Regions from separate parts of the Homo sapiens genome. Here region 1 is linked to region 2. A link is a contact called in ENCODE Hi-C data. All regions are on one chromosome and are shown on one strand. Each heading gives the region's core, a stretch centred on a gene start or an enhancer-like site at or near the end of the contact. The rest is flanking DNA. Distances are from core to core; before and after follow the strand shown. Region 1 holds the start of MKS1 (MKS transition zone complex subunit 1). Region 2 holds the start of RAD51C (RAD51 paralog C).

Region 1 (3,367 bases), core at 865-3,364, 470 kb before region 2:
CACCAACCCAGCTAATTTTTGTATTATCAGTAGAGATGGAGTTTTGCCATGTTAGCCAGGCTGATCTTGAATTCCCGACCTCAGGTGATCCACCTGCCTTGGTCTCCCAAAGTGCTGGGATTACAGGCGTGGGCCACGGCGCTCAGCCCGCTCCAGGAAATATCTAATCTAACTGGATATAAGAAACTGAAATTTAGATATAAGCTGAATAGCCAGCCCTTCCTCAGTCCCAACTGTCTGCATTTGCTAGAAAATAACCCTGGCATTTTTATCTTTACTATTTCTAAAGCCATATATGTAGAATCACAAACACTGAAATTTAGGAGACCAAGTGTAAGGAGAGGACAGTGAAGGCAAATAAATGATTTTTTAACAGAACCAAATCTGGCTGAATGCAGTGACTCACGCCTGTAATCCCAACATTTTGGGAGGCTAAGGTGGGAGGATCACTTGGGCCCAGGAATTTGAAACCAGCCTGGACAACATAGCAAGACCTTTTCTCTACTAAAACTTTAAAAAAAAATAAACTGAGTGTGAGTCTGTAGTCCCAGCTAGTTGGGAGGCTGAGGCAGGAGGATGGCTTGAGCCTGGGAGACCAAGGTTTACAGTGAGCTATGATCATACCACTGCACTCCAGCCTGAGCAGAAGAATGAGATTCTGTCTCAAAACAAAACGAAAACAAAAACAAAGAAAACAAATCTAATCTAATACACTCTTGGGTATGCCTTTTTCAGAGACACGTTTCACAACCTGTGAGCCCACACTCTTGCCCAGGAACAGCTCTGAACAGAAAGAGAAACAATAAAAGCAAACAGACTAGTGACCTGACAACAACCACTCTGTCCTCTCCTCCTCATTCTTTTGGTTTCCCAGATAAGGAAAACCACAAGAACACAGTTGATCTATACATGCACATCATATGCAGATTTTGCAAGCAGTCTCCAGTTTAAAAATTGTTTTTAAAAGTGTTTATATGTGTATTTAGGGTTTGGGGCACGTTTTCTCTTTTAAAAATGCCACAAATAGGACGGGCGCGGTGGCTCACGCCTGTAATCCCAGCACTTTGGGAGGCCAAGGCGGGCGGATCACGAGGTCAGGAGATCGAGACAATCCTGGCTAACACGGTGAAACCCCGCCTCTACTGAAAATACAAAAAATTAGCCGGGCGTGGTGGCGGGCGCCTGTAGTCCCAGCTACTCGGGAGGCTGAGGCAGGAGAATCGCGTGAACCCGGGAGGCGGAGCTTGCAGTGAGCGGAGATAGCGACACTGCACTTCAGCCTGGGGGAAAGAGCAAGACTCCGTCTCAAAAAAAAAAAAAAAAAAAAAAAAAAAAAAAAAGCCACAAATAGAATGTAGGTTGCCGGGCAACTCTATAACATATCAGAAGTATAGTATTTGTTATCTCACTACATTTGGCCACAATTCTGATTAGTATCATAATTAGTATTAGATGGCACATCACCACCGTAACACCCACTGGCAGTTGGCTGAGGCCTAAAAGTGGCCAAGTCTATGAGGTCCTTCCCGAGCTCGGCAGCAGGCTGATAATGAAGAAAGTTGCTTGATGTGATTCTTTGCAGGTGGACTCTGTCAAGAAAAGCCCAAAATATTCGTTACCAGACACGCAACCAGGAGATGAACACAAAGCAAGGATGGGGGAAACAAAACAGAGGAGGTAGGGTTGCCAAGGTGTGCTGGGTGCAGACAACGGAGAGGAGGTGGGTGGGTGCGCCGTCCTATGGGGAAGAATGAAGGGGAGAGGGTGTACTGGGGGCACAGGGCTTTGAGAAACTGGGAGCAACAAAGACGTGAATGGACTTGGGTAGGTCTGTAAGGGGTTCTTAGAGGCTGTGAGTGGATGGGGGTACGGATAGTGAAAGAAGTGGGGAGCCCGGAGAAGTGGTCGGGATTGTAAGCAGAAAGTGGGGACCTCAGAACACCGAGCTCAGGTTGGAATGATCTAAGGACACAAAAGCATGGGGCCTCGGGGCTGGGGCGGTGCGACTACCGGAGGCGCAAGTTGCGCACGGGGTCCCGGGAGCGATACACTGCCTCCCCGGTGTCAGTGCTCCAGACGGTCTCCGCCATGACAGCTGCGACGCGCCGCGACTGCGCCGGAAAGCGCGCCGCTCTGTTTTCCTGGCAACGGAGACGCTGGATCGGGAGGCGACGGAGGTGCTGCGCGCGCAACCCGCCGTTCCCGTCACGGCGCCACGGTCGCAGTTGGCCACACAGTGCAAGTGCAGCCCAAGCCGAACGCCCAAGAGGGCTCCGGGGTCCTACCGATCACCGCTTACCATGTATGCGATAAAAGCTCACCGAAAGCGGGACCTCGTGCGCTGTGCAAATGAGGAAACTGGCACAGCCATCAGCCCACTTCATATAGACAGATAGATGCAGAAATGATGACGGGGACCAGGTGGCCTGAGTCTTCGCCCTCTACCTTTTCCACCATGCCACACTGCCTTCCACCCAACGCGTGAAAACTTTGGCCTGAAAATCGGGTGATGTGACTGTAAGAAATGCACCCATTATTCCCAAAGGAGTCAGGGAAGGTGATGGCCCTTAGCCAGACAAGAAAATATATTCTTGGAAGACAAAAAAAGTGTCAGAAGATTTATTAGTCTTTGTGTTGATATTCACTGAGCAAAGAAAGAAAAAACAAGGAAGTCAACAGTAAGGAAGGAAACGATGTTATTATTGAACTGATTCTTACCTTGTGTATGTTAGTTTTGGATCATTAAGCCACTTTGTTACTGCACTGGCTTCCTGAAAAGCCAAAAAAGTGACATTCACAAGTCATGCTTCGTTGTACTAGCAAAGGAAGGACATGCTGTAACCTCACGTCTGGCGTCCCGGCACTTTGGGAATGTCAACATTTATCAGCCTTGTTCACATCTAGTCCTCCTCCAACAAAGTAAGCAATTGTCCCCTGAACTCGGGAATCTCATGCCAGTTTGATGATTTGGCATTGGAAGCTCTGGGTGCCATAGCCACTAGTTGTGTAACACCGACTCACCATAAATAGCACCATTTATTTAGGATCTAGTGCAGCTTGAGCACTTTTGTTTGCATTGTCCCAAATCCTTGTAGAAGCCTCTCAAAAAGGTACTTTTATTCACTTTAAAAATGAAGTTCGTGAAGGCCAGGGTTTAAAGGACTTGCTAGCTTGCAAGTGGTAAAAGTACTGGGATTCTAGCCCAAGTTCTTCTGTCTTTTGAAGCCTAACCACCTTCCAGTTTGCCTCACAGCCTCTCACCTACCAATTTATTCCATAAACGCACACATTTCCAACCTGGGAAATAATAATTTTTTTTTTTTTTTTTTTGAGACGGAGTCTCGCTCTGTCGCCCAGGCTGGAGTGC
Region 2 (3,485 bases), core at 960-3,459:
TGAGATCAAGCGATGTGCCCTCTTTGGCCTCCCAAAGTGCTTGGATTCCAGGCTTAAGCCACTGTGCCAGGCCAAAGTAGTTTTGAACTTTCCACTGTCAACGAAAGAAATTCTAAACACGACTGATTCCACTGAGTTTGACCAAACTAACTGAAGACTTATTGTTGAATGTGGTAATACCATGTTTTTTCTTCACCCAAGAATCTGGGTGCTTTATAAGCATAAGCATGAAATCTCCCTGAAGATAGTATTTATGCATCCACTGAGCGCTCAAATATAGACCATATTAGAAGTTAAGCAATGGGTTGAGTGGCCAACCACATTTTGGCCAGTCCTACAAGACTTTCTTTGACCTACCAAATGGGGTATAAATGCTTCTCGTATTCTCCCCGCCAGTAGGGACTCAAAATCTTAATAGCTCGGGGTAGTAAAAAGGATGCTAGGTTTGAATCTTGGCTTTAAGAAAACTGTGCTGAGGTGTTTTGTTTGTTTGAGACAGGGTTTCACTCTATCACCCAAGCTGGAGTGCAGTGGCGTGATCATAGCTCACTCCCAGGCTGAAGGGATCCTCCCACCACAGACTTCTGAGTAGCTGGGACGACCGGTGCATGCCACCATGCCCGGCTAATTTTTTGTACTTTTGGTACAGACAGTGTTTCGCCATGTTGTCGAGGCTGGTCTCAAACTCATGAGCTCAAAGAGATCCACCTGCCTCGACCTCCCAAAGTGCTGGGATTACAGGCACGAGCCACTGCGCCCGGCCAGCTTTTTTTCTTTTATCAGAATTGATATTAAACTATATGCTGAGCTTCCATGTCCTTATCTTCCTTTTGGCATGGCTATGGCCATTTGAAATGTGTGGGATTTGCTAAAGTGCTCAACATACGTTGTTTCCTTTTTTAGATCTAAGTATGTAGAGGGCTCTGATTTGCAATATTTAGAAAGTTCTTCTAAGCTGGGAAGAAAAGTCAAGACTAAGAATCATTGCCAACAGGGCCGGGCGCGGTGGCTCACGCCTGTACTCCCAGCATTTTGGGAGGCCGAGGCAGGCGGATCACGAGGTCAGGAGTTCGAGACCAGCCTGGCCAATATGGTGAAACCCCTTCTCTAATAATAATACAAAAATTAGCCGGGCATGGTGGCGTGCGCCTGTAATCCCAGGTACTCAAGAGGCTGAGGCAGGAGACTCACTTGAACCCGGGAGGCGAAGGTTGCAGTGAGCCGACATCGTGCCACTGCACTCCATCATGGGCAACACAGTGAGACTCTGTCTCAAAAAAAAAAAAAAAAAAATCGCCAATAGGTAGGGAATAAGTTACCCCCTGCTAAATAAGTTACACTCACCTAGGCAAGGAAGGAACTCATAAACCACCTTCTAAACTGCTTGCCTTCCTCCCCGAAGTTCTGTAATTTAGAGGCGGTCACTACCACTGCTTGAACACCCCTTCCCAAGTCTGTACCACAAAAGGAGCTCTTGTGTAGCCCAGCCCCTCCTTCTCAGGACCCCAGGAGCCCAGACACACTAATGGGGACATTAGTTGCTTACTTTTCCAGCTACTGCTTAAGCTAGGCAGGCCATGAAGAAATAACGGTCTCAGTAACCTCCATGCTCGGGATACGACTCCCGGGAAGACGTGGGTGGGTGCGGGGAATGCGGACTGATCCCTCCCAGCGGCCGTTGGGGGCTGGCCCACAATCCCTCGCGAGGGCGGGAAAAGCAATGTGGTCGTTGCGGGGGGGGGGGGTCAGAAAAGGGGGACGGTCAGCGGGAAGAGCCAAGAGACTGCAACTCTACAAAGAGCACGCAGATTAATTCTAATGATTGTTCCCTGAGCTTTTCACACCAAAATAATGGTAACTGGCTAGTGTGTGCCCGTTACGCTCACTACTCCCACTCGAGATCATTCCTATTAATGACTCTGAGGCTTCACCTAACAGGCCACGGTGGAGGCAAGGAAATGTGGCGTGGAGAACCCACTGGGCCTGGCTCTCCGTCCTATGGTCTCCGTCCATCGTTTTACAGTCAGGGTGTACATTTGATGAGGAATCTCTAAATGGGATTTTGGGGAATCAAAACGGAATGGTGCATAAGTGTGAAAATTTACAAGACTGCGCAAAGCTGCAAGGCCCGGAGCCCCGTGCGGCCAGGCCGCAGAGCCGGCCCCTTCCGCTTTACGTCTGACGTCACGCCGCACGCCCCAGCGAGGGCGTGCGGAGTTTGGCTGCTCCGGGGTTAGCAGGTGAGCCTGCGATGCGCGGGAAGACGTTCCGCTTTGAAATGCAGCGGGATTTGGTGAGTTTCCCGCTGTCTCCAGCGGTGCGGGTGAAGCTGGTGTCTGCGGGGTTCCAGACTGCTGAGGAACTCCTAGAGGTGAAACCCTCCGAGCTTAGCAAAGGTAACGACTCCTGATGGCAAGCTGAGGCACACCGGCCGCCGTCAGCGCCGCCTCAGTCTTCGTTCTCTCGCCTCGGCCTTCAGCCCAGTCTCCGTTAGATTCTGCTTCCTCCCACGTCCATGTTTACAGCGTGAAAGAGCTCCTCGACTCCACTTACAAGTTGTCTGAATGGTTAGGAGAACTGTGGTCGTGAAAACATTTACTAATTGCTTTTCCTCTGGCAATGCCTGCTGAATGCTTTGAGGATTGTCTCATTTAACCCTCAACCCGCTTACGTAGATTATTATATTCAGTATATGGATGAGAGAACTGATATCTTGGGGAGCTTAGGTAACTTTTCATGCTAACTGGGTTAGGAAATACTGGAGTCAGAATTGGTTGTCTAATTTTTGCTGTTCCAAGATCCAAGGGGTAAGGGTTAAATTTCAGAAATGCAGGATTTTGTGTAGGACTAGAGACACTAAGAATGAGAAAGAGAGTAGAATCCCCGGAATCTTGAGGAAGCATAGAAAGAATATTCTCTTACGTAATTAACTGAAACACCCAAAACCTCATATTCCAGAGCATTGCAGATGGGAACCACTGCATCCTGAGACATACAAATATGAGGCTGGCGGTGGTCACTTGTTGTGCACATCTCTCTATGACATGTCTGGACCTGTGCTATTCACTGAAGAAGATGGAACAGAATTTTAAGTTACTGCCCTTACTGATGGAAAATACAGAGGTTTCAATTCGCCTCTAAAGAATAAGTCTCGTGGACCCAGCCTTAACTGTTTAAGTCATACCGCGCGCAGACTGTGTCCCCCAAGATTTGATGGGCTCTTTTTTCTTCAACAAGTTGGCTTTTCAAAGAAGAAATGTGAGACCCTGAATAATAATGATCACTAACAACTATTGACTACTTTAGATGGTCTTGATATTCTACCAAGCTTTTTACATGTATCGTCTCATTCCCATTTTATAGACGAAAAAAATCTGAGCAAAAAAGAAAAAGTGAAGTAACTTGCCCAAAGTCATGCAGTAAGTGGTGCCAGGATTTACAAACCCAGGCAATCTAATTCCAGCATTCAGGCTCTTGATAGGATT

Evidence for each region. Hi-C counts contacts between places; a loop is a spot of excess contacts on that map. Pooled maps may share reads with other maps.
Region 1: a loop to region 2 is called in a pooled map, with 5 times the contacts of the local background. The contact joins the promoter of MKS1 here to the promoter of RAD51C in region 2. A Hi-C loop is called at or near these places in 7 of 50 pooled maps.

Annotation. Positions count from the first base shown.
Region 1 is chr17:58,217,141-58,220,507 of GRCh38, forward strand. It overlaps MKS1 (MKS transition zone complex subunit 1), which reads right to left and starts at 2,115. Exons shown (of 18, transcript NM_017777.4): 1 at 2,011-2,115; 2 at 1,480-1,589. The coding sequence starts at 2,090. It overlaps LOC105371841 (a long non-coding RNA gene), which reads left to right and starts at 2,174. Exons shown (of 2, transcript XR_934884.4): 1 at 2,174-2,919. RefSeq lists an enhancer at 1,943-2,222.
Region 2 is chr17:58,690,393-58,693,877 of GRCh38, forward strand. It overlaps RAD51C (RAD51 paralog C), which reads left to right and starts at 2,210. Exons shown (of 9, transcript NM_058216.3): 1 at 2,210-2,396. The coding sequence starts at 2,252. TEX14 (testis expressed 14, intercellular bridge forming factor) reads right to left here and starts at 1,653. Exons shown (of 32, transcript NM_031272.5): 1 at 1,547-1,653. It overlaps IGBP1C (IGBP1 family member C), which reads right to left and starts at 1,653. Exons shown (of 2, transcript NM_001395966.1): 1 at 1,547-1,653. RefSeq lists enhancers at 1,968-2,067, 2,398-2,567.